Regions from separate parts of the Mus musculus genome. Here all the other regions are linked to region 2. A link is a loop called in an ENCODE intact Hi-C map of the cell type or tissue named here. Cell type or tissue: left cerebral cortex. All regions are shown on one strand. Region 1 holds the start of Fibp (fibroblast growth factor (acidic) intracellular binding protein). Region 2 holds the start of Ap5b1 (adaptor-related protein complex 5, beta 1 subunit). Region 3 has its middle 7.0 kb from the start of AI837181.

Region 1 (8,000 bases), 110 kb before region 2:
TGTAGAACTCATTTTCCCCCATTTTTCGAGACAGGATTTCTCTGTGTAGCCCTGGCTGTCCTGAAACTCACTCTGTAGACCAGGCTAACCTCCAATTCAGATATCTGCCTGCCTTCCAAGTGCTGGGATTAAAGGTTATACAGGGTTAATTTTATTAGTAATTATAGCCAGTAAGCTATATTTATGTATTATACAACAGTGCATACATATGTAGAGATCAGGTGATAAGGACTAGGTATACTGGTGGTTCCTATCCTGTAATCTCAATGCTTGGGAGGTTGAAGATCAAAGACTGCTGCCAATTTAGACTAGCCTGGACTACAAAGTAAGACCTTGTCTTAACAAACAAACAAAACAAAACCTGGAGCTGGTTCTTTCCTTACACAGTATGGGTGCAGGAGAACGAACTCAGGCTTGGTGGCTCCTGTGTAAATCTTTTACTGCCTCATGAAAAGACAAAGAAGACAGCCTTACTAGATGGGTGCCCCTGCAGATACCTACTTCCAGGCAGAGCTCTGAAAGACTTTAAGTGAAGTCACTAGCTTGTGTGTGGGTGTAGTATGTGGTGAAAAACTGGGGCTGGAGAGAAAGCTAAGTGGTTACAAGCAAGGAACCACAACCATATGTGCAACTAACTCATATTTGCCTGTAAATTTAACTCCAGGGGACCTGATACCTCAGGTCTCAAAGAACATTTGCACTCACACGTACACACCCTCTCCCCACATACACATTATTCAAAACAATAAAAATAAATACACTCCGGGAACAAGAAAAATGGTCATCTGTCTGTCTTATGGACAATGGAAGTAAGGGCCACATACACCTAGCAATCGCTACGATAGAACCTTGGAAACATTCTAATTTAGGATACAGGTCAAAACTGGGAGGCTCTGAGAAAACTGAGAAGATGGGAGTGACAGAAGGGGTTAACGGGAGAATCTGCAAGACAGGGTAGACTGAGAGAAGACTATCCCGACATCTTCCGAAAAACCGTTCACAGAGCTGAGCGGTGTCTCACTAGCTCCGTCCCGGAAGTGGTCCTTCATCAGCTCCGGGTGCCCGGAGCAAAATCTCCGAACTCCCGGAAGTCGCTCTGCGGCTACTCGCCCGGCCGGGGCCCGTACAAGCTCCAGCTTCGGGCGAACCCGGCCCGGGCATCGTCATGACCAGCGAACTAGACATTTTCGTGGGGAACACGACCCTTATAGATGAAGACGTGTATCGCCTCTGGCTGGATGGTTACTCAGGTCTGTGAGCCGCCCTCCCGGGAAGCTGTTGTTGGGGATCGGGAAGAGGGGGCGTGGCTAGGATTTAGGCTTGGTTTAGGGAAGTGGACAGACTGCGGGAAGTCGGGGAAGTGTAAGGATTGGAGGTGGAGGTGGAACCCCTGGAGGGCCTCTAGGGTCTTATGGTAGCGCCCACTCCTCAGTGAACGATGCAGTGGCTCTGCGAGTACGCTCCGGAATCTTGGAGCAGACGGGAGCCACCACAGGAGTGCTGCAGAGCGACACCATGGACCACTACCGCACCTTTCACATGCTTGAGCGTCTGCTGCACGCGCCGCCGAAGCTGCTGCACCAGCTCATCTTCCAGATTCCTCCCTCCCGACAGACACTCCTCATCGAGAGGTGCTCACCAGGGGTGGGGGACGGGGGTGGGTACTGGCAGGGATGTCAGTCAATCTGACTTATACCCATTTTGTAGACTGAAGCTGAGTCTGGGGGGAGGGTATTGGGATATACACAGGGGTAGATGGGGTGAACTCAGGAAATTAGAAAATTGAGAACAAGAGAAACCAATTCCAAACTCCCTTCTCCTTCCCTAATGGATCACCAATAATGACCTGTGCCTCCACAAGGTACTACACCTTTGATGAGGCCTTTGTTCGGGAGGTCTTGGGCAAGAAGCTGTCCAAGGGTACCAAGAAAGACCTGGATGACATCAGCACCAAAACAGGAATTACTCTCAAGAGCTGCCGGAGGCAGGTGGGTTCTACACATAACACCACTACCTGTCTAGCCCACCTCTGGATCCTTCTTACTACTCTAGCCCCACCTCTAGCCCGTGGTCTAGCCCATGATTGTGGAACCAGTTCCTTCTTCATATAAACCCTCTCCTCCCTCCACCTCCCCTCTGGCCAGGCGGACCAGGCTTAGGCTCAGTCTGACCGTGGCTTTCCTTTGCTTATAGATTTTCATTGGCTCCCACTGTCCTCGACCTTCAGACTCAGGTTGGGTCACTATAGACCTCTCTGGACTTAACATTTCTTGAGCCCCAAGTTTGTTTTTGTTCATGGTACTCCTGCCTAGAAGATGCTGTTCTTGGCCACATCTATCCCTTGAAATCGACAAGGGAGCTAGATCCTACCTTATCCATGAGCCGTTTTGGTAGCATTCATGCCTTGTCTTTAAGGGAGAAGTACCAGGGTGTAAACTGGGCGCAGATGGCTATGGGTATGGGTCTGGGCTCTTGCTACAACCTTTATAGGCCTTGAGTGCCTTTCCTTTGTGTCTAGAATGAGTTCGTGTGTGTATGCTGCTTGGTTCACTCCAAGTTACTCAGGAGAATCCGTTCTAATTCAGGCTCTTGAAGAGCCAGAGATTGACGGTCGTGATGCTAAATTGAACTTAAGGACAGGAATAAGTAAGCATTCTTTTAAGGAAAAATGCCAAAGGCTGGCAAACATTGTCAAATGATGGTAGTTATTAATACCTAGTCATGCCAGGGGTGCTGGCGCATGCTTTTAATCCCAGCACTCAGGAGGCAGAGGCAGGTGGATTTCTGAGTTCGAGGCCAGCCTGGTCTACAGAGTGAGTTCCAGGACAGCCAGGGCTACACAGAGAAACCCTGTCTCGAAACAAACAACAAAAACCTAGTCATTTGTTGAAGTGTTAGTGCTAAATTAGTACCTGCCCACCAGATAGGAGGACAGGAGGGAGAGATCCCATAGCAGCTCGCTCATGAACGTCTCCTGACCAGTGTTCTGTAATTGCCGGACAGTTTGACAACTTTAAACGAGTCTTCAAGGTGGTGGAAGAAATGCGGGGCTCCCTGGTGGACAACATCCAGCAGCACTTCCTCCTCTCTGACCGGTTAGCCAGGTGAGGGTCGCCGCCTCCTCTCTGACCGGTTAGCCAGGTGAGGGCTGCCACCTCCTCTCTGACCGGTTAGCCAGGTGAGGGCCGCCGCCTCCCTTCCTACTCGAGGTTTCCTGGGCCCTTAGCCTGTACGCCTTCCCTCTCCTAACCCTTTCCCCTCCGCTCTTCTGGAGGAATGATTATTCTGTTAGTGACCTGTAAACTGCATCAAATTGCCAAGCGTAAGGCATTTGTAAAGCATTGAAGAAGTGCCCAGTGATGCAGTGTGGCCTTCCGCTGTACTCCTTAGGAACTCCTCGTAGAGGTGGGAGGTTGGTAAGGAAATGGTCCGTGGTTGGTCCCTTGGTGAGTTAGAGCAGAAACACACCAGAGCTAAAATGTTGAACCAAGACTGCAGGTGGGAGCTACCTGCTAAGAGGGATTTAAAACAATAAAGAGTTTCTTCAAGCATGGTTCTGTGTAAGCTTACTCATCAGACACTGCTGTGTGAAGCAGAAAAAGGGATTTCTGGTCCTAAGAGAGCCACTGTCCCTGTCTGCAGGGATTACGCAGCCATCGTCTTTTTTGCCAACAACCGCTTTGAAACAGGAAAGAAAAAGCTGCAGTACCTGAGCTTTGGGGACTTTGCCTTCTGTGCAGAGCTTATGATCCAGAACTGGACCCTTGGAGCCGTCGGTGAGGCCCCCACTGACCCAGGTGCCTGGACTCCCTACCCCCTTGGGGACTGGTTCCCTGCTGTCAGTTTGTCCTAGCGTATAGATAGCTTCCACAGCGCCCTCAGCCCCAGACCACCTCTACGGATAGTCCCCTGGCTCCACGCACACCTGCCTGCAGGCCAAGGGTTCACCACTGCGTGGCCTGGGGCATGACATTCCTCTTTCCATCTCTGAGACTCCAGTGAGGTAGTGGTGAAGAGGGTTCACCTCCCAAGATGGTCTTTCATGCACCCACAACGTCTTTCATGGCCTTCGCAGACTCTCAGGTGGACGACATGGATGTGGACTTAGATAAGGAGTTTCTCCAAGACTTGAAGGAGCTCAAGGTTCTCGTGGCTGACAAGGACCTCCTGGACCTGCATAAGAGGTGACTGTGGGGTCCGTGAGACCAGGGATAAAATACTCTTAGTCGGCTAGAGACATAACTGCATCTTCCTACAGCCTGGTGTGCACTGCCCTCCGGGGAAAGCTGGGTGTCTTCTCTGAGATGGAAACCAACTTCAAGGTCCGTTGCCCTGTGCAGACCCTTCCCCCTAAAGTGTCAAGAGCCTCCTGTGCGCTACCCCTGCCAGGCAGCTCTGCTCATTCCTGAAGGTGACCAGCAGGTGGCACTGCTGCTCTCCCTGTCTGCCCTTGAGGGGGTCCCAAGCTCATAACAAAAGGGACTTGATTGTCTGAGGGAGGTGGATGAACTTGGGGAGGGGCCTGGCCCTCCTTCCGCCTCAGTGCGCAGCCTCCGCATCTGGAGCAGAAGACAGAACTCCCGAGATCCTTGCCCCACAGAATCTGTCTCGGGGGCTGGTGAACGTGGCTGCCAAGCTGACCCACAATAAGGATGTCAGAGACCTATTTGTGGACCTCGTGGAGAAGGTGAGCAGTCCTGTCCCCACCCCCTGGTCCCCAGCCTGTCCTGTCCCCACCCCTGGTCCCCAGCCTGTCCTGTGTCTAAGCAGTCCTAGTGGTGCCACCTGTTCCCTTGGACCTACAGTTTGTGGAACCCTGCCGCTCTGACCACTGGCCACTGAGTGATGTGCGGCTCTTCCTCAGCCAGTATTCAGCGTCAGTCCACTCCCTGGATGGCTTCCGGTGAGAGGTGCCAGGCCTGCTGGCTAACTTCCTTGCCCTCCAGGAGACTCAGGCTTCTCTGTTGAACTGCCCTGTGGGTGGAAGCTCCGCCTCTCCTTGTTGTGACCTTGGCCAAGTTCTTAACCCTTCTGTGCCTTAGCTCTCTTAAATGTAAACTGAGACTAAAGCTAGAAGACTCATAAGGTTTATGGAAACTAAATAGTCCTCAGATCGGCCCTCAGCACTGGGTGGAGAGCAGGGAGAAGGAAGCCGGGCAGAATGGCTCAAGTTTGTATTCCCAGCACATCGGAAGCTGGGACATGAGGATTGCCGCTGTTTTCCAGGCCAGCTTGAGCCACACTGTGAGACCCTGTCTCAAAAACAAACTATCCAAAAAAAAAAAAAAAAAGGAGGGGCTGTGGTGAGGAAGAAAGTGTAGAAAACACTGAGCGGTGGTGTGGCAGGCATGGCGGTGAGTGGACATCAGCTCTCACCGTTATCTTCTTCATTGCAGGCACCAGGCACTCTGGGACCGCTACATGGGCACCCTCCGTGGCTGCCTTCTGCGCCTCTATCATGATTAAAGCCCTTTTCCTTCCTCCCTCCGACATACCCTGAGAATAAAGTTGCCATAAGTTTGGAGACTGGTCCTTGTTCCAGGTTGAAGGGCTCATGGGGATTCCCACAGTGCACACATGTGTGCTCAAGTGCTGTGCCATCACGCGTAAGGATGTGTGCACTAGCACCTCAGGGACCGGACCATGACACATTCGGGGTCTTCCCAGCCCCACCTCGCCTCTCCACACCCCAGCTGAATCCACACAGGAGCCACGGAGCAGTCTTGGTTTATGAAGCCATACAGAGAGGATGTGGGCAGGGCTGACAAGGGGCAGTGGCCATGTGGGAGAAGCAGAAGAGTGGCTGCTGCCTTCAGGGAGGACAAGAGGTCCGTGCCTTCTTTACTGGTGAGTCCACTTGAGCTGTGAAGGGATACTTGGTGACTCCACAGGTGTTGTTTCCCCGATACAGCCTGAAGTAACCCTACGAAGTTAGGGGGTGTCAGGGTCAGAAGATAAAGATGACGTTATAGCCTGCCCCGTTGCCATTTCACTCGCTCACCTTCTCGCCCCAGTGAGCTCCCCAGGAGTTCTTCAGGATCCAGTATGGGGAGGAGTGGCGACGTTTTCGAGAATGGGACAAGACTGTCCCTGTCTGCATGCCCTCTTTCTCCTTGCCAAAGCCCACCAGCAAGACAGAGTGGTCCACTTGCCGAGGGTCACAGGAGCTGGGTGTAGCCTTGATGACACCCTTCTGGTAATGCTGCCAGGGTGGGGACAGAAGAGCTGAGTCCAGGGCACCTCTCCGTATGCCCTCACTTTTCCCTGTCTACCCACCTGGAGTAGTTTCATGTTGATGGTCACGGTGATAGGTCCATGCACGGCCAGGTAGTGGGCAATTGCTGGAAATTGGTAATGACTGGAGCCTTGAGGGTGCCATCAAGCCCAGCCTACCCTGCCATTGCGGCTCTTCTCACAGGGGCGTAGGGTTTAGTTAGGTCTCCCATAGCCAGGCTGTCTGCCCCCACCCTCCTGGTCTACCCTGGCCATACCCTGCTCATTATTGGACAACATGGTGAAATCCTGGATCCAGGCCACCTTCTTGTACTTCTTGGCTAGGCATCTGTGAGGCTTTCTGTCCCCCTGGAATGGATAATCCTTTTCACTGGCCAGGCCACCTGAAGACAAGCAAGACCAGGAAGGAACCTTGGATACCGAACACTCACCATCCCTACTGACCTCCCACAAGGCCTGGTACTCAACTGTTGTTGAGGACAGTTAGATATGCGTCCCACACGAAGCCACCATTGCAACCATTTCCACAGCGTTCGCAGTCCAGCAGCTCTGGGACAGAAAGGGACAGCATAGGTGAGCAGGTCCCCTAGGCCACTGTCCCGACACATGTCCATTCCCTGTCATACCCTGCACAGAGACGTCCACAAACTGCTGGTGTTTGATGCGCCACAGAGCCTGGATGTTGTCGGCAGCTGCCATGGCCCAGCAGCATTTGCAGCTTCCCTGAATGGAGAGGGTGGGATGGGGTAAGGCCTTGGCCTCATCTCCCCACTCCTTGGGGTGGATTGGGCCAAACTGGGTGGGGACAGGACAGATACCTGGTTCTTGACCGACGAGATGATGTTCTTTGCTTTACGCCAGTCACAGGTGCGGGGCACAGATTCCCCCCACGTGTTAGACTCTACCTTTTTGGTCATGTTGGGGGTCCTTTCTGGTGACCTCTCCTGCCCGTATAACTGGCCAAACTCCTCCTCTGAAGACAGACAAGGCCAGAGAAGTCCCGGGTTCCACACCCTCCTCTTCCATGTTCTCTTTCTAGCTGTCACTTTGTCTAGCTGATAACTTTGAAGGCATCATGTGGGACATTGAGGCCTAGAGAGGTCCAGCTTGTGCTGATACAGTCTCTGGCCTGAGAGCCAAGCTGGACACAGGCCACAGAAGTCATGTCTTGCGCTCTGGGATTCAGGGAAGTCACCCAGGCTGGCCTTGAGAGGGGAGATTTACCCTGTCCATTTGCCAGTCACCCTAGGACTCTGGTACCTGTGAGGTCACTGAATGGAGTCTCTCCAAACTCAGCTGTACCCAAGTCTTCTTGCTGTAGCCTTTGAGCCTGAGCCAGATTGTGGGCAAAGATGCTCAGACGGCGAGTGTACTCTAGACCAAAAAAGAGTTGCTGTAGGCCAGTCTCAGGGCAGGAAGTGGCCACTGGTTGGGCCACCCACACCCACTCAGGTAAGTGCTGGCACTTTCTGTCACTACAACTCTCCTGCAAGAAAGTGATTATCCAGCCCCACATGAGATTAGAATTTTCCCCAGAGACACTAACAGGCCCACTCTAGGGGGAAGCCGAGCAAAGCCTTTAGAGGCAGTAACTCAGAAAGGAAAGTTAACAGTGGCTGGAGGCCAGTTTCCTGCACCCGTGGGCTGCACCATCTCTGTCTCCTCTTCACACATCTGACCACAGGTTTGGAGGATGGGTAGGTGGGGTTTGGCGCACAGACACAGAAGTGGGGAGGGAGAGAGAGGAGACAGAAGAAAAGAGAAGG
Region 2 (8,000 bases):
TGGGGTTGGATGGGGTTGTTGTGGCCCCATTTCACAGATAAGAAAGTCAAGGCCTGGGGATTAACTTTTCCTCTTTTCAGCCTAATGTCTAGGGTTTCCCAAGAATTGAGCTGCATGGAGAGGAGTGGAAATGCAGAAGAGGAGGAACTAGGTGAGGGCAAACAGGTCACTCTCTCAAGAGGGCCTCATGAGGAGCTGAAGGCACCTCTTGTCTGCCCCGTCTGTTGCCAGGACAAAGCAAACATTGCCTCTCCTAAGAGGATACTTGGGCAGGCAGATGAGAACAGGGCCCATTCATGAACTTGGACATCAGGAGCGCGAGGGCAGCAGACGGAGCATGTAGCAGAAGCCCAGTCCTCCTTACAGAGGCCCTGGAGTTTTGTACAAGTGACTCTACCTTCTCTGGGCTCCTGAAAGCCCATGGGAGACAGATACCCACCCTTAGCACCCAGGGTTGGCTACGAGCCCTAGTGAGTTCAGGAAGACACATCCATCTATCACACACAGTTCTGGAAACCACACATGCCACCTCAAAGAACCAAAGCCCAGGGAGGCTGGAGGCTGGCAGAGGCTACAGCATCAGAAGCTTGGGACACAGCCAGAGTTGGACTCCCTGACCCCTGGAAGCCCCTCCCCTCAACTGTAACAGGGTTTAATAATCCTTTCTGGCTACCGAGAGCTGGGACACCAGACCTGCAGTTATCAGCGCCCTCTGGGCCTCAGACAGGGCAACCAGACAGGCTCCTACTCCAACCTGCCTTCCCAGCCCAGGGCTGCTCTCACCCTGGCCTCTTTCATCTTGGGCCTAATTAGCCGGGCGCCCCACCCCAAAGCTTCTTAAACAGGAGTCATCACTCCCAATTTATAGATGGGGAAACTGAGGCACCTAGAGGGAAGTGGTTTAGAGCTGTCGCCTGTGAGTCAGCTGTGGAGCCAGAGCCCAGAAGAGCAGAGACCAGGTCTTCTAGCTCCCCGTGCCTCCCCCAACGCCCCCATGTCTCCATTCTCTCTTCTTCTACCCTTGTTCTGGGGGCCCAGGCAGTCTTCTTTTTAGGACCCTACCTCACCACTCTCATCTGCAGCCAGGTCAGGATAAGGGGCTAGGAAGGAACTTGGGCCACCCAAAGGGACAAAGACAAAGAAATAGCCAGAGGCTAGCAATGGGGGCTCAGGTGTTTCATCTTCAAAGTGGCTAGCAGGAGGCTTTATAGGACGGTGAGTATGAGATTTGGACGACAGAAGGTCTGAGCCCCTGAAACTAGCGGGCCAGTGAGCACCCACAGCCTGGGACTCGCCAACAAGCCCAGATACAGTCCTCTGGACTCTAGTAGGTAGCGTGTGTACTACTTGGCCAGAAGTCTGGCAGCCCGGCCGTTGTCTTCTCAAGCCTTGGTTTCTCGGTTCATATTAGGTGTGTTACGAGCTGAGTGACCCTCCAGGCCCCGCCAACACGCACACCTAGAGTCAGGATCCCGTTGTGTTTCGGCTTCGCTGCGTCTTAAGGTCCCGCCCTGCTCGCTCTACTCTAGCGCGCCCGACCCCTGTAGGCAATCCGTGCGACTTCGGGCAAAGGTCAGCAGCTACCATCCGGCTGCGACCCTGGCCCCGGGTCCTCGCCTCCAAGCAGAGCGAGGTGGTCCCCCCCAGCACCCCCGACGCCAGGTCAGCGTTGAGGACGCCAAGCCAAGCCCTGCGGCGCCGGTTCGACCGGTCCCGCAGTGACCCACGCCTTGCTCTTCCTGCTCTGCCCTGGGACTGCGCCTCGCGCGCCACCCAGCGGCCGCCCGAAGACCCGCATTCAAGCAGCCGGGCCAAGCGCGCAGTCACCGGGCCCGGGCGGGAGGACTGGGGGACGCGCTGGCCGCCTTCCCGATCTGCCCAAGCCGCTGTTCTGCTCCAGGGCCTGGGAACGCAGTTCCATCGGGGAGCGGACCGGGAGCCCGGCCCACCAAACCCCGCCCCTGCCCGTGCCTGCGGCAGTTTCGGGGCAGGGGGCCTGCACGGCGAGACAGTTACTCAGACCTGGCGAAACCGGCGAGTCGGCACCTGCCGGCCTGGCGGGCGTGGCAGGCGGAGGCTCCGTTACGCCCCGCCCCCGGGCTCGCCCCGTCCCGGCCGCCCACGCGCCGAGCGCCGCGCCCCGCCCCGGCCCGCGCCGCCAGCCTGCCAGCCCGGAAGGAGCCGACCGAGCGCCCGCGGCAGCTGACTCAAGCGGTGAGAGAGGCCGACCCGTTACCACGGGCGCCAGGGGCGCGAGCGACGCTGTGGTTTCGATGCCCTTCGTAGGCGGGAGGCTTAATGAGCTCTCCGCACGCACCTTCTGGGCACCCCCACCCCGATCCTGCGGGTCCTATCCTGCAGGGGCCCGGGCTGTTGCTTCCGGCATTATCTCCGAAGCCTCCAGAGTTCATCTCGGGACCTAGGCATTGGGGGGCGGGGAGGGGTCTGCAAGACGGCCCTAGGGTAACAGCAGCCCCTCGGGAAGGTGGAGGACCTGGGCGCCCTCTAGTGGCCGTAAAGGCCTGCGCGTCGTCCTCGCCTCGGTGTCTGATGCTCTCTTCCCTTTACAGAGAAGTGGATGACTGACCATGGGGCCCCTAGGTCGAGAAGCCTGGGCCCAGCGCCTGGGGGCCTTCCGAGCCAGCCCATCCGCCTTTCTGGCAGGTGCCGAAGGTGAGGATTTGGGTCGCGACCTGTTGAGTGACCTAAGGAGTGAAAAGCTAAGCGAGCAGACCAAGGTAGGTCCTGCCCGTGTGCCCTGCCGTGGTCCATATGGTTGCTTCATACTACCGCATGCTGAACTCAACGAGTTCCTCTTAAATCCCCCATCTCAGGTTTCCTTACTGACACTGAGCTTGGAGTACTCTGATAAACTTTGGCCTGATGCACCTGCCGCGGAGGCTGCTGCCACTTCCCTGTTGGACACGCTTGTCCTCCTGCCCACAAGACCTTCAGCTCTCCGGAGGCTCCTGTTGTTGGCAGCCACTACAGCCCTGGTGTCAGGAGATGCTCTCGGACCCACTTCGGGAGCTTCCTGCCGGCTTCTGCCCTTACTTCTTGGCTTAGCTTCAGGCCGAGACTTGGGACGAAGCTTTGGAACCCCTTCAGAACAGCGCCATCTACAGGCCACAGCCTGTGAATGCCTTGGAGAACTTGAGCGCTGTAAGCCTGGGCTGCTGGCCGGCGCCCTGGGGATGCTGCGGAGCCTCCCAGGGCAAACAGGTCCCATCCAGCCTGTCAGCCTGCTTCTGGCCCTTGTTCTACACGACACCTTGGTGGTACAGTCCAGGTCTGGGGCTGGCCTGCAAGGCCTGCTGGTGGCTGAGGACTTCTCCACTGGGAGTTGTCCCTGGGACTGGACCCTGGCTGAGGAATGGGATGCCCATCTTAAGCCCCAGGGGCCCAGCTGGCCCACAGCTGGGGAGGAGGAGCGTGGCTTTCCGGTTCTAGAGCCCAGCCCCGAGGACGCCCGAGAGCTGAAGGCTGCCGTGGCCCAGCTTCTGGACACTTCCTATCTGCTCACTCCTGTGGCTCAGGCTCAACTTCTGTGGCTGTTGGGCTGGGCCCTCCGGGGTCTTCGGGGACAGCCACCAGTGCTTTTCAAGCCACAGCTGGTTCGGCTGCTGGGCACGGCACAGCTGACACTGTTACACTCAGTTCTGTCTCTGAAGGCGGCCTTTGGCGAGGCCCTGTTCACTGCACAGGATGAAGCTCTGCTCCTCCGCAGGCTCACCTTGGGAGCCCAGCACCCAGCTTTACCCTCGCCCACACACCTCTTTTACCTGCATTGCATCCTGAGCTTCCCCGAGAATTGCCCACTAGGTCCAGAGGGGGAAGAGGCTGCCCCGCTGCTGTTGGGGCCCCAGCTGTGCCGGGGCCTCATGCCCAGTCTCCTTCATGACCCAACGGTTCTCCTGGCCCGCCTGCATTTGCTGTGTCTGCTCTGTGCTGACGATGAGGAAGAGGAGAAAGACCAGACTCAGGGCCCACAGTGGTTCCTACAGGAGGTGCTGGCTGGGCTACAGCAAAGGGCAGCCCTGGATGGTGGTCCCCGGGCCTTGGCCACTCTCTGTTTCCAAGCCTCATACCTTGTTACTAACTGCCTGACTAGACACTCCACAGTACAGACATTTTTGATCCGCGGACTGGCCCAACTGTACCGAGCTCGGCCTTCCCTGGCACCCCACTTTGTGGACCTCTTAGATCAGGTAAGCCCTGAGCTGAGAGAGCCCCTCAGGGAGGTGCTGCTCCAAGAGGCGGTGGCCAGGCCAGGCGAGAGCGAAGCCCTTTGCTGGCACCTGCAGATGCTGGCAAAGGTGGCAGAGGGGGCCACTCAGAGTACCACACTCAGCTTTCTACAGGCTGCAGCTGTGCACTGCACCGACTGGGGCCTCCACCAGGCCCTACTGCGGGTGTGCCGTGCTCTGCTGCGGACAGGCGGGGGAGATGGTCTGGCCAACTTGCTGCAGGAACTGGCCAGACAGCTAGAGAATGCTGACGGACGGGACCATGCCCGACTATACTATGTCCTCTTGTCCCATCTGTCAAGTTCCAAGTTGGGGATGGCGCTGGGCCCCTCACTGGCTGCACCTGCACTGGCCTCGTCACTAATGGCGGAGAACCAGGGCTTCTCATCAGCACTGATGGTGCAGGAGACCTCAGCCCCAATTCAGTTGAGTGTGGGGCCTCAGCAGGCCAAAGGCCCGCTCCCGGTGCTGTGTCTGCAGGTGCAGGCACTGGATGCTCCCGTCTACTCGCTGGAGCTGCGCTTCCGTGTGGAAGGACAGCTCTATGAGCCGTTGGAGGCTGTCCACATACCCTGCTTGCGTCCGGGACAACCTGCGCATCCTCTGTACCTGCTTCTGCAGCCCCGATGCCCAGCCCCTGCCCGCCTACACGTCCGGGCCCTTTACAGCACATCCGCTGGCCTCACGTGCCATGCCCGCCTGCCACCCCTGTCTGTGAACTTTGCTGACCTCTTCCTGCCTTTCCCCCGGCTCCCTAAGGGCTCTGAGTTGCGTTTCTTCGATGAGCTCTGGAACTCCTGCCTACCAAAGGGCGTAGAGAGCCGTGTGTGGTGTCCACTTGGGCAGCAGGGCCTGGAGGCCTTGGTGTCCCAGTACCTAGAGCCCTTTGTAGTGCTGGCTCAGCCCCCTACCACCTACCTCATAGCCATCCGCCTGCCTCCTGCCTCCATGCTGCTGCTGCGCCTGGAGAAAGCTCAGGTGGATGGTGTGCCTGTAGCCCTAAGGACTGATGACTGGGCTGTGCTGCCCCTGGTAGGGGACTACCTCCGCGGGCTTGCAGCCCACTGAGTAATGCCAGGTGGGACTGCACTGTGGCTGTGCCTGCTTCTTGTAGCTCCTGCCCCATAAGATCCCATTCACAGACTACTCCTCCTGGCCTGTTTTCTTTTGGAGCAGACTTACTGGGATTGGGTCATAAGCCCCCAGCAAGATCCAGACTAGTCCCAGTACTGCAGCCTTCCATAATTCCTGCTCAGATAGTCTGAAAAATATGTTTCTCATAGGATCTGACCTGGCCCAAGATCACTGCAACTTCTCATGAAGGCTGGAGCTTGAGGTTGGGCCTCAGCTGAACTCAGATCATAAGGTAGCAGCCTGGATAGGGTGACTAGAGAGCCTTTTCTTGGGTAGAGCTGGTTGCACCTAACTGTACAGGGTGTGCCAGTAAGGTTTGGCTCTGAGCAGATGGTGGGCCTGCATGATCTGGTTCAAAACAAACAACAACCCCCAAACTTAGCTTTTAATAGCAGCCCTTAGGAAACCCAATCTATAGCCAGGTGTGGTGGCACACGCCTTTAATCCCAGCACTTGGGAGGCAGAGGCAGGTGGATTTCTGAGTTTGAGGCCAGCCTGGTCTATAAAGTGAGTTCCAGGACAGCCGGGGCTACACAGAGAAACCCTGTCTCAAAAACAAAAACAAAAGAAGAACTTAAGAACTTCTTCAGCTCCTTTCTCTAAATGTGCAGGACACCAAGGATGCAGGTTCATGGAGGCCATCACTGCTGCCAGGCACCAGGCTGGTATTTTCCACACACATTACCTCCTGTCGTCTTTGAAACATTTCTGCAGGGCTCACACAGCTGAGGAAGTCAGCCAGCGGAAGTGGCTTCCTGGGGTCAGGCTGGGAGGGAGTAGGGTTTTGTCACCCATGGCCACATGTCACCATTACCACATTCAACAGAGCTCTGCAGTAGCCGCAAGTCCCCAGCCTTCACCCTGAGAAGACCCTAGTAGGACAGGACGTGCTGACACAGCTCTTGCTGGTGCTGAGGGAGAGAATAACTGTGGGCTGCAGTCGTTCTGAGGAAAGGACATTTTTGGGGGAAAGGGACACCCCTGCTCTTTTTTGTTGTTTGTTTTGTTTTTCAAGACAGGGTTTCTCTGTGTAGCCCTGGCTGTCCTGGAACTCACTCTGTAGACCAGGCTGGCCTTGAACTCAGAGATCGGCCTGCCTCTGCCTCCCTAGTGCTGGGATTAAAGGCGAGCGCCACCACACCCAGCAGCCCTGCTCTTACAAGTTTCTTACAAGTCAGTCTAGGAGCAAAAAGGCTCACGCCCACTTTGCGGCAAAAGGCCAGGTTCTTGTGGGAGCTGTGGCAATGAGTTGTCACTGTTGAGTAATTTTTACACTCCAGATGTAGACGTTGGCAAAGAAAAAAAATGCCATCCAGCTCTGGCTAGCGAGCCAGTGAGTAGACCGGAGCTGCTTCCAAGAGCGTGGTTACTCAGATCCAGCTGTGTCACCAAAACCATCCCAGCACGGCTGAGCACTCCAGGGAGCTGCTGGAGCATTATGGGTCTCGCAGCCAGCGCCACTTAAGACTACTTGCCTGAAACTGGCAGATTTTACAGCGTGCTGGATGGGCCCTGCCAGCCCTGTGGCTTTCTGAGCTTCTGGATCCTCAAGCTTCCTGAGTCTCTAGAGCCTGGAGAGAGATTCCAACAAGGAAGATGCAGCTACACTCACTTTGAAAGCCATTGCCAAATCAGGAAGGCGGCCATTCTAGAAACTTCTCCAGCTGGTTTGAGTAGAGACAGGATATAGGTCAGTTCCTTACACAATTCTGAGGGAAGCTAGAGAGGAGGTTCCACAGAAGCCGGCTGGAGCCACTGCATTGCGGGACAAGCTCCCCGCCTGCAGTGCGACTCCTCCTGGTGCTCCGACATGGTGGGTGCTGCCACTGAGCCAGAGACCACTGCTGCTAGAGAGGGCCTTGACACCTCCATGACATCTCAGGTATTCCCCTCCAGGTCCTTCTCTGTAGTAGGGAGAGGATACTGAAAAGCAGTTCCCCTCACACAAACGCAAGAACGCATTAAACCTTAGTCCAAGATGAAGAAACTAGACTCCAGAGGCTGGGGAGATGACTCAGTAAAGTACTCCCCCGTGAAGAACTGAGGTCCCCAGCACCCATGTAAAGCTAGGCCAGGCTGCCTCCTCTCAGCACAGGGCTGGGAGGCAAAGACAGACAGCAAGAGGTTCTCCAGAGCTTGGCTTTTTGTTCTCATTTTGTTTTTCCAAAACAGGGTTTCTCTGTGTAGCCCTGGCTGTTCTGGAACTCACTTCGTAGACCAGGCTGGCCTCAAACTCTACCCACCCAAACAAGTTATGTGTTCTGTGTCACAGTTCATATACCAATGACAAGCCCCAAGTTGTGGCCTGTGCATTCTAACCAACAGGTGGTAAATCAGGGTCTCCACAACTGCGTATCTAGGTTTGGTCATTTCTTTATTTATTATTGCTTTAGTCATTTCTAAGGGACACTGTGCTCACCGTCACCTGCTTATTAGAAAGGACATTCCACTGCCAGCTTTGTTGGTACATGCCCATAATCCTAACAGTTCAAAGCCAGCGAGTGCCTTCATAGTGAGACTGTCTTAACAAGCAAAAGTATATCACAGGGACCAAGGGAAAGTGAGTTCAGTTCTCAGCACCCATGTCCAACAGCTCATGACCATCTGTATGGAGCGCCG
Region 3 (8,000 bases), 140 kb before region 2:
GGTTCAGCAGTTAAGAGCATTAATTATTCTTCCAGAGGACCTTTAGTTTGGTTCCCAGAATTCACATGGTGGTGATTAGTAACAGCCTGTGACTCCAGTTCCAGGGGATAAAATGACCTCTTCTGGCCTCTGTAAGAACTGCACACATGCTGCTCTGACATGCATACAGGCAAAACTCCCATACATGGAAAAAAATCTTTACAAAGTATTGAAAACAATAAAATATAAAATGACTTTTCAGGGGGCGGGTACCGAGTCTGCTTGCCTCACATGTTTGGAGAAGTGGGTTTCCCTCATATGGCTCCCAAGGATCCGGCTCAGGTCAGGCAAACACCTTTGTCATCTGAGCCATCTCAGTTGCTCAGGCTTTTTTGTCTTGTTTTATCTTTTGAGACGGTTTCTCTCTGTAGCCCTGCTGTCTTGGAACTGTAGACCAGGCCAGCCTGGAACTCAAGAGATTTGCCTGCTTGTCTTTTCATGTTTTCATTATATGGCTCTTGCTGACCTGGAACTTGCAATGTAGACCATCTGCCTCACATGTGTTCATCTTTTTTTTTTTTTTAAAGATTTATTTATTATATGTAATTACACTGTAGCTGTCTTCAGACACTCCAGAAGAGGGCATAGGATCTCATTACAGATGGTTGTGAGCTACCAAGTGGTTGCTGGGATTTGAACTCAGAACCTTCAGAAGAGCAGTTGGTGCTCTTACCCGCTGAGCCATCTCTCCAGTCCTGTGTTCATCTTGACTTTATGATCCTCTGCTAACACCCCCTGAGTGTTAGGATTACATGTGTGCACCATCACACCCAAATTTATGTAGTTCTGTCCAGGTTTATACAGTGGCCAAGATTAAATCCAGGGTTTAGTGTCTGCTATGCATTCTGTCAGTGTAGCTATATCCACAGGCCCTCTGCTCCCATAATTTTGCCTTTTTGAAACAGGGCTTTGTTATGTAGCACAATTTGAGTTCTGATCTTTCTGCCACAGCTTCTTGAGTGCTGGGATTGCAGGTCTGAACCACCAAGTGTGTTCCGCAGGATTTAGATAAAGGGACTCCCTCTGTCCTTGCAGTTCCAGGCAGGGCATGCAGATTTCTAAGAAGAGATGGGCTGGATTTCAGCACCTGGGCTGGAACAGCCTAGCCAGTGAACAGCTTGAATATCCATGGACAGTTTTATCCAGAAGTCCTGGGGTTGGCATGCACTTCTGCCACCCTATCCAGGAGCCACACAACAGTTTATAAAGAACTTCCCACATGCATCAGTCAATTCTGACCTCTTTAAAGAGATACTGACCACATCCTGCCGTCAAGGAGCTGCTACTGCTATGTGTGATGGTATACGCCTTTAAGTCCATACCCGCAAGTGAATCTCTGGGAATTCGAGGAAAATCTGGTCTACACAGCAAGTTCAACAACAGTCAGAGCTACAAAACCATCTTAAAAGAGAGAAATTAAGGCCAAGAGGAGAAAGGATGGCCTGGGGTGGTGATTCAGTGTGAGAGCAGAGCTGGGACTTGCCACTGATCCTTCCCTTCTCGGGCAGAGTGTGGTCCTTGACCCCTGTTGTTGTCTTGACAGACACATACACAACCCACAGAGCAGGGACACTGGCGTGACTTTTTGTCTTTGGGCCATCCTCTTTTGCATGGCTGCTAGAGTCTTAAGGACCTGGCTTATGCACTATTCTGCCTCCCCAGACCAGTGCCCGCCCAGGTCTTGGTTGGAGGCCAGGGAGGTGTTGGCAGAGAGCTCCCTGAGATGTTGCTCCCGTGCCGTGCCAGCGCTGAATCAGCCTCCAGCAGCCTCACCGAGTTGGAATTTGGAGCAGAGGAGCGGAGATGCCGCTGGGATGACTGGGTGGAAGTGGCTGAGTCATGAGATGCTAGCTTAACCCCCTCCCCAGTTGCCTCCCTGTCCCGAGCTTCCCCAGGACCAAGTCCACCTCAGCCCAAACTTGGGAAATCCCCAGAGCTCAGAGTTGGAGCCAGGTGCCCTGCCTGTCTGATTGTCAATGCTTTTGTACTTGACTAAAGTGGGCCAACTCTCCCTAGGCAGAGGAGTGGCATCCTGGCAAAGCCTTGTGTTCCCACAAAGATGTCTATGTGGTATGGAGAGCCCAGGTTTTCTTTCCTTGCAAAGCCTGGCACATCCCTCTTCTGTATCTCTATGGCCTTCCATGGCCTCTTGCACTTTCTCATTGTCTCCCAAACTAAGCCAACAGCCACTAACTTGCTCCTCCACCCCAAATCTCTGTCCTATTCCACAAACCAGGTCCACAGATCTCTATAGAGATGCCCACACTCCTGATTCTCTACAGCAACTAGAAACAAGGTTTCTGCCCTGGGCTGGCATTGACCAGGTCCCCAACAGCTGTCTCAGCTGTCCTTAGGCACAGCTTCCTTATCTCTGCACTCAACTGAAGCCAACTGGCACATCCTTTACCACCTTGGCATGGAGCCTGGGGCCTCAGGCCTTCTTTGTTCTTAAACACCTGCTGTGTGGTACCCATCACAGAATCAGCGGTTACTTGGCAATCACTTGGTTGATAGTTGTCTCCTGCTGGTCCCCAAACCACAGACCCAGACTGTCCTCTACTAAGGCTGAGTGATGTCTACATTTCATCTCCCAGTCCAGAATAACTTCTTCAGAGATCATGAAGTAAAAGACTTGCATCAGATCTAGGTATTGTGAGTTCCACCTGTTTGATCTCTCCGCTTTATCTTTATCTTTGCTCTAGAACACGGCTTTCCTGCCCACGTTCTACCCTTTCCCACTTTGATGCCTCTGTTGATGGGTAACCTCTGTTGGCATGCCTGACATCACCACTGCTAGCTTATGGCACATCTCAGACCCACTAGCTTTCTAACCGTGTGGCTCTCCTACGTGTGGCTTTCAATCTATATGTCTAGGGACTCTCAAGGACAATGACTAGTTTATCCTCAGGGCACCTTCAGCATCCAGATCAGAGTCAAGCCTGGTGCAAGCACCAAATAACATTCTTGAATCCAGAGGGATTGTATGAAAACCATACATTATCTAAGCTCCATTTAGTTCTTTTATTTTTAAATGATTTTATGTGGTGGACGTTGTTCCTGTGCGTCTGTCTGTGTGCCTCGTGTGTTCTTTGTGTCCAGGGAAGCCAGAAGAGGATGTTGGATTCCCTGACACTAGAGTTACAGATGGTTTTGATCTACCGTGTGGATGTTTGGAATGACACTTGCGTCCTCTGCCACAGCCAGTGCTTGACTCGTGTGTGCCCCCTCTGCAGCCTCGAGCTCTGGCATTCTTGCCATTTTTGCAGAAAGGGAAACTGAGTCCCAGAGAATTCCAGTTCATTGTCTCAAGGCTGCAGAGCAAGCATATGGCAGAGCCAAGACTTGAACTCATTCAACTCCAGAGCAGCTGCTACATGCTTAAGTCTTGCTACTGAACGTGCTCTTGAGGCAGAGGTGCTGCAAAGAGAACTAGTGCCCTGCAGGGACATAGGGTTAACTTGTGAAGTACACAAGGTAGCTTCTCGGACTCACATGGGAGACAAGCAGAGCCCAAACACAGATTCCTCCAACACTGATCAAGAAGCTGAGTGCAGCCTGTCTGGAAAGGAAGAGTCTCTCCAGCCTACAGGGAGGACTGCTCCTCTGACAAGCTAAGGGTTTCCCCGAAACCTGGGCTAGCAGGGCTTCTCTTGCTTAGCCAGTTCCTGCCTACATGGAAGTATGGAAACACTGGGTTGTGTAGGAGCTGGCCAAACTTAGACAAACCCCTGTGTCTGCTCCATTAGTAAAACTGAGAGAGGTCTGACAGAGGCCTGAGAGACAGACATACCCTGCCATGCCTTCCTAGTACACTGCAAACCTCAAGCCCCTGGAACAAGGGGGTGTTCTGGGAAGGAGAGACTCTATTTGACCCCCAACTCCAGCTAGGACCTGGGGCAGAATCCGGGAGTACAGGGCACAGCTGGATTGGGAGATGCTTCCACCAAAGCTTTGGCACGATTTGGGGGATTTTCCTAGTAGGCCAGCTGCACCCCGCTCTTGCTGACTGGGAGGGGCCTTGGCAGGAATGAAGATTGGGTCACAGGGCTGATTCACTGAGGAGGGAAACTCCCCACTTCTGTGACGTACATGCCCTAGGCACTGAAGGGTAAAGCTAAGGGCACTAGTCTGAGAAACACTTCACCTGGTTTTTCTTTGGCCAGTGGCCTCCTAGGAGGGGATAGTATACCTGAGTTAGGCAGAAGGATGAGAGGGCAGGGAGCAGGTTTGTGGGGACAGCTTTTCAAGAAAGGAAACTAGAGATTGCAACTGGAATGAAGTCTGGACAGGACAGCTCAGGTATCCTTTCTTGTCTATTTTATGAACGAAACAAGCAAGGCTCATCGTAAGAGCAAACACTTATACAGGCCTGCTCTGCACAGGCAAACACTGGGTACCTTATATTCCTTAGCTCTCTCCACCCCACACAGCACTCCTTTTATTGATGAAAAATGAGATTAAAAGATGCTAAGATGGTCAAAGTGGAGTCAGGCACCCGAGAGGCTGAGGCAGAAAGGTTAGGAGTTCAAATTCAACTTCAGTTACACAGCAGTGTGAGGCCAGTCTAGGCCACATGATATCCTGTCTCAAAACAAACAAGAAAGTAAAAACTGGACAGAGCCAAGACTACAGATGCTCTAGTGGCCTGCCCAGCTCCTAAGGATGCCTCCTACATCAGGGCATCAGGGCATTCTGTCTCTGGTCCCCCAGCAATCCTAGCTCGCAGAGGCAGAAGCCTCTTTAAGATTAAGTCTGATTGGTTTCTACCATTGGGCCCAGCTATGCCTGTCAGGCACCCTGGAGGATAGCCAAGTCCCATACCAGGCCTCCTCTGCGGCTCCTGAAGGGAGAGAAAACTGGCTGCCACAATAAAATAAAATAAAATAAGTCAGCCAAACGTTCAGAGGCCAGGAGAGGGCAGTGAAGTTCCTGCCAGAACCTCTCCAGAGTTTTGACTTTTGACCAAACAAGCTTCCCTTTCCTGTGTTGACGCTCACCTCTTGCATCGTGTGCATATATGCACATAGACATAGCCCCCCCACACACACACACACACATGCCCAGAAACAGAGATACACACACACGTGCACACACACACACACACACACACACACACACACACACACACACAGACACACACAGACACGCCCAGAAATGTACACACACACAGGGAAAGTCTGGCTCAATTGCCCCAGATGGTCCTGGTCATCTCGGTCTGTAAGTACCCCAGGGGGCCTGACAGCTATGGCTTTTTGAGGTGGGGCAAGCAGCCCCTGCGCAGGCGCAGGCAAGCTTTGCCCCACTTGGCTCTCTTTCAGGCTCCATGACTCACTCCCTTGCCCCCCATGACTCAGTTTACACCAGTGCCTGGAGGTCCTCACAGCTCGGGTGGGGCGCTTTGTGGGTGCAGCCCAGGCCCGCCAGCCTTTCATCCCAGGATAAGCGTCTCATCCCACTCCTGGCCAGAGCAGGAGTTGGCACCGCTGCGATCAGCAGGGCAGGCTCCTGGGAGCCTGGGGACCGGAAGTGTTTATGGGGGAGGGGAGTCCTTGGTCTGGGCTTTTGAAAGAGCTGAAAAACTGCTAGACAAGCTCCAACCCTCCTGGGCTTGGGTTTAAATGGAACAGGACCCACTCAGTGGGTCAGGCTAATTGGACAGAGCCGTTGTGGACACACAGAAGAGGAAATGGGCTACATGGCACCAATCTTATCAGCAAGAGAGAACTCTAACATGTTTCTTGCATTTCTGGGAGTCTCCCTCCGAGCATTATCCATGATTTAACCTGTCTACTCCCCCAAGCAACCCAAAAAGCAGATACAAATGAAAGGACTGAGCCATAGACACCGAAGGAAGTTTGCACCGTGATAAAAGGAGGTTTTGCAAAGAGGGACTAAGCTAAGACATATACACTACCTTAAGGATGGTTGCCAAGGGGGTTTGTATATGCGTTTGCTCTTACAGTGAGCCTCTTAGTTATACACTGGGTAAGAAAGGATATCTGACACATCCTGGCCAGCCTCGCTGACACATCTAGCCAGCTACAGTCTCTTTTCCCTCTCTCGGGAACTGCTCCCACAGCCTGATGCCTCCCTAGCTACGTGGGTTGCAGTGGGACTGAGAGGCCCAGTGTTCACCTCCACCCTTAGATCTCCTGGGTCCAGGAACTCAGTGTGTGATGGGTGAAAAAGAAGGCAGATCTACCACTACACGACTCTATTCCCCAGCTATGAGACCCTTGCTTCTTTCCGCTTCTCCAGGTCATGTGGTTCTGCTCCATCCTCCTTCCACCTCTTCTTCCTCTGCCCTTCTTCCCTTACCATTCCTCCCCTCTCTAAAGCCTCCAGCCACACCTTTCCTTCCACTGCCCAATCACAGTCTTTAGCCTTTATTGACCAGTTAAAGGGCTGGAAGGATGATGGCTCAGTGCTTAAGAGAGCTGGCTGCTCTGCCCAGGGACCTGAGTTCAGTGCCTGGCACACATGTCAAACAGCTCACAGCCACCAGCTCCAGAGGACTCAGCACTGTCTTTCGGCCTCTGCAGAAACACACACACACACACACACAACACACACAACACACACACATAGTGGGGGCAGGGAAAGGGAGCAGAGACGGAGACAGAGACAGAGACAGAGACAAAGAGACAGATCTTCTAAGAGCCAGGAATGATAGATCATGTCTTTAATCCCAACATTCCAAAGGCAGAGGTCACCCTTGTCTTCAAGTTCCAGAATAGCCAGAGATACACAGAGAAACCCTATCTCAAAAAGAAAAGAAAAGAAAATTGTGGGTTGTATTCTGATATTAATTTTGCTTCCTCACAAGGAGCTGCCCCAAAGAGGAGTGGATCACATACTCAAGTGGTTTCATATGAACCTCCTCCCCATTTTAACTGGTCAATAAAGGCTAAAGACTGTGATTGGGCAGTGGAAGGAAAAGGTGGGGCTGGAGGCTTTAGAGAGGAGAGGAATGGTAAGGGAAGAAGGGCAGAGGAAGAAGAGGTGGAAGGAGGATGGAGCAGAACCACATGACCTGGAGAAGCTGAGCGAAGCAAGGGTCTCATAGCTGGGGAATAGAGTCGTGTAGTGGCAGATCTGCCCAATGTAGGCATATAGCTTATAAATATAACGACTTAGTTGTGTGGCTTTTGCACAGGGTCTGTAGTAGGCTAGCCCAGAACTCACTGTGTGGGCTTATTGGTGTTGGATTTTTATTGTAACAGGAAGAAGAAAGAAATAAAGAGAGAGAGAGAGAGGGATGGAGGGAGGGAGAGAGAGAGAGAGAGAGAGGAAGGAAGGAAGGAAGGAAGGAAGGAAGGAAGGAAGGAAGGAAGGAAGGAAGGAAGCATGGGAGAGAGAGAGAGAGAGAGGGTCAGTACACACCGTTGATCCCAGCACTTAGGAGGCAAAGGCAGCCTGATTTCTAAAAGTCCAAGGTTAGCCTGGTCTACCTAAAGAGCTCCAGAGCATCCAAGGCTCCGTTGTAAAGCCCTGTGTCAAAAAGCTAAAAACAGATAAATAGAATGAGTTTGCCAGGTAGCTCAGAGATTAAGAACACTTGCTGTTCTTCCAGAGAACAAAGATTTAGTTCCCAGCACCCAGGTCTGGCAGCCTCTACTGCTTCCTTGGGTACCTATATTCATGTGCTCAAACCCACAGGCACAGGTACAGAACCTATTTTAAAATCAAATAGATTAAAAAAAAAACATTAAAAAGGCAATACTGGCCAGTCCTGGTGTCTGAGTGATTCCCAGGGCCCAGCAAAAGGGGACCGAGTTTCCAGAGCCCTGAAGACAAGGGGTAACACACCAAAATATGGACTCATTTTTCATTCCACCTTCATTGGCCGAGCAGCTGCAAAGAACAAAGGCCGTATCTCCCGATACCTAGCAAACAAATGCAGTATTGCCTCAAGAATTGATTGCTTCTCTGAGGTCCCCACAAGTGTATTTGGGGAAAAA

The links. Hi-C counts contacts between places; a loop is a spot of excess contacts. Peaks named below come from ENCODE experiments on the same cell type or tissue, not always from the same donor. Only the 100,000 strongest peaks of a DNase experiment are listed, where the experiment ranks them.
Region 1: a loop joins it to region 2, with 6 times the contacts of the local background. A loop is called at or near these places in 5 of 42 quality-filtered maps.
Region 3: a loop joins it to region 2, with 1.9 times the contacts of the local background. A loop is called at or near these places in 3 of 42 quality-filtered maps.

Annotation. Positions count from the first base shown.
Region 1 is chr19:5,459,529-5,467,528 of GRCm38, forward strand. It overlaps Fibp (fibroblast growth factor (acidic) intracellular binding protein), which reads left to right and starts at 1,079. Exons shown (of 10, transcript NM_021438.4): 1 at 1,079-1,250; 2 at 1,433-1,631; 3 at 1,862-1,988; 4 at 3,004-3,104; 5 at 3,643-3,776; 6 at 4,076-4,184; 7 at 4,259-4,322; 8 at 4,601-4,687; 9 at 4,806-4,903; 10 at 5,397-5,524. The coding sequence starts at 1,166. The coding sequence ends at 5,466. It overlaps Ctsw (cathepsin W), which reads right to left. Exons shown (of 10, transcript NM_009985.5): 3 at 7,495-7,608; 4 at 7,053-7,207; 5 at 6,861-6,957; 6 at 6,703-6,783; 7 at 6,492-6,617; 8 at 6,277-6,341; 9 at 6,002-6,202; 10 at 5,515-5,923. The coding sequence ends at 5,813. In left cerebral cortex, a CTCF peak has its summit at 4,419 (motif pointing right); DNase peaks (open chromatin) are centred at 619, 1,088, 4,437 and 4,947; H3K4me3 peaks cover 2,016 bases; H3K27ac peaks cover 1,936 bases.
Region 2 is chr19:5,565,870-5,573,869 of GRCm38, forward strand. Ap5b1 (adaptor-related protein complex 5, beta 1 subunit) reads left to right here and starts at 2,155. Exons shown (of 3, transcript NM_001362046.1): 1 at 2,155-2,214; 2 at 2,571-2,738; 3 at 2,835-5,392. The coding sequence starts at 2,589. The coding sequence ends at 5,315. In left cerebral cortex, CTCF peaks have their summits at 1,775, 2,503 (motif pointing left) and 3,130 (motif pointing left); DNase peaks (open chromatin) are centred at 1,865, 2,047, 2,483, 3,111 and 2 more places; H3K4me3 peaks cover 2,031 bases; H3K27ac peaks cover 1,867 bases.
Region 3 is chr19:5,428,178-5,436,177 of GRCm38, forward strand. It overlaps the pseudogene Gm25432. Among named protein-coding and RNA genes, the nearest start is that of AI837181, 7.0 kb to the left of the region's middle. In left cerebral cortex, CTCF peaks have their summits at 137 (motif pointing left) and 4,954 (motif pointing right); DNase peaks (open chromatin) are centred at 114 and 1,829.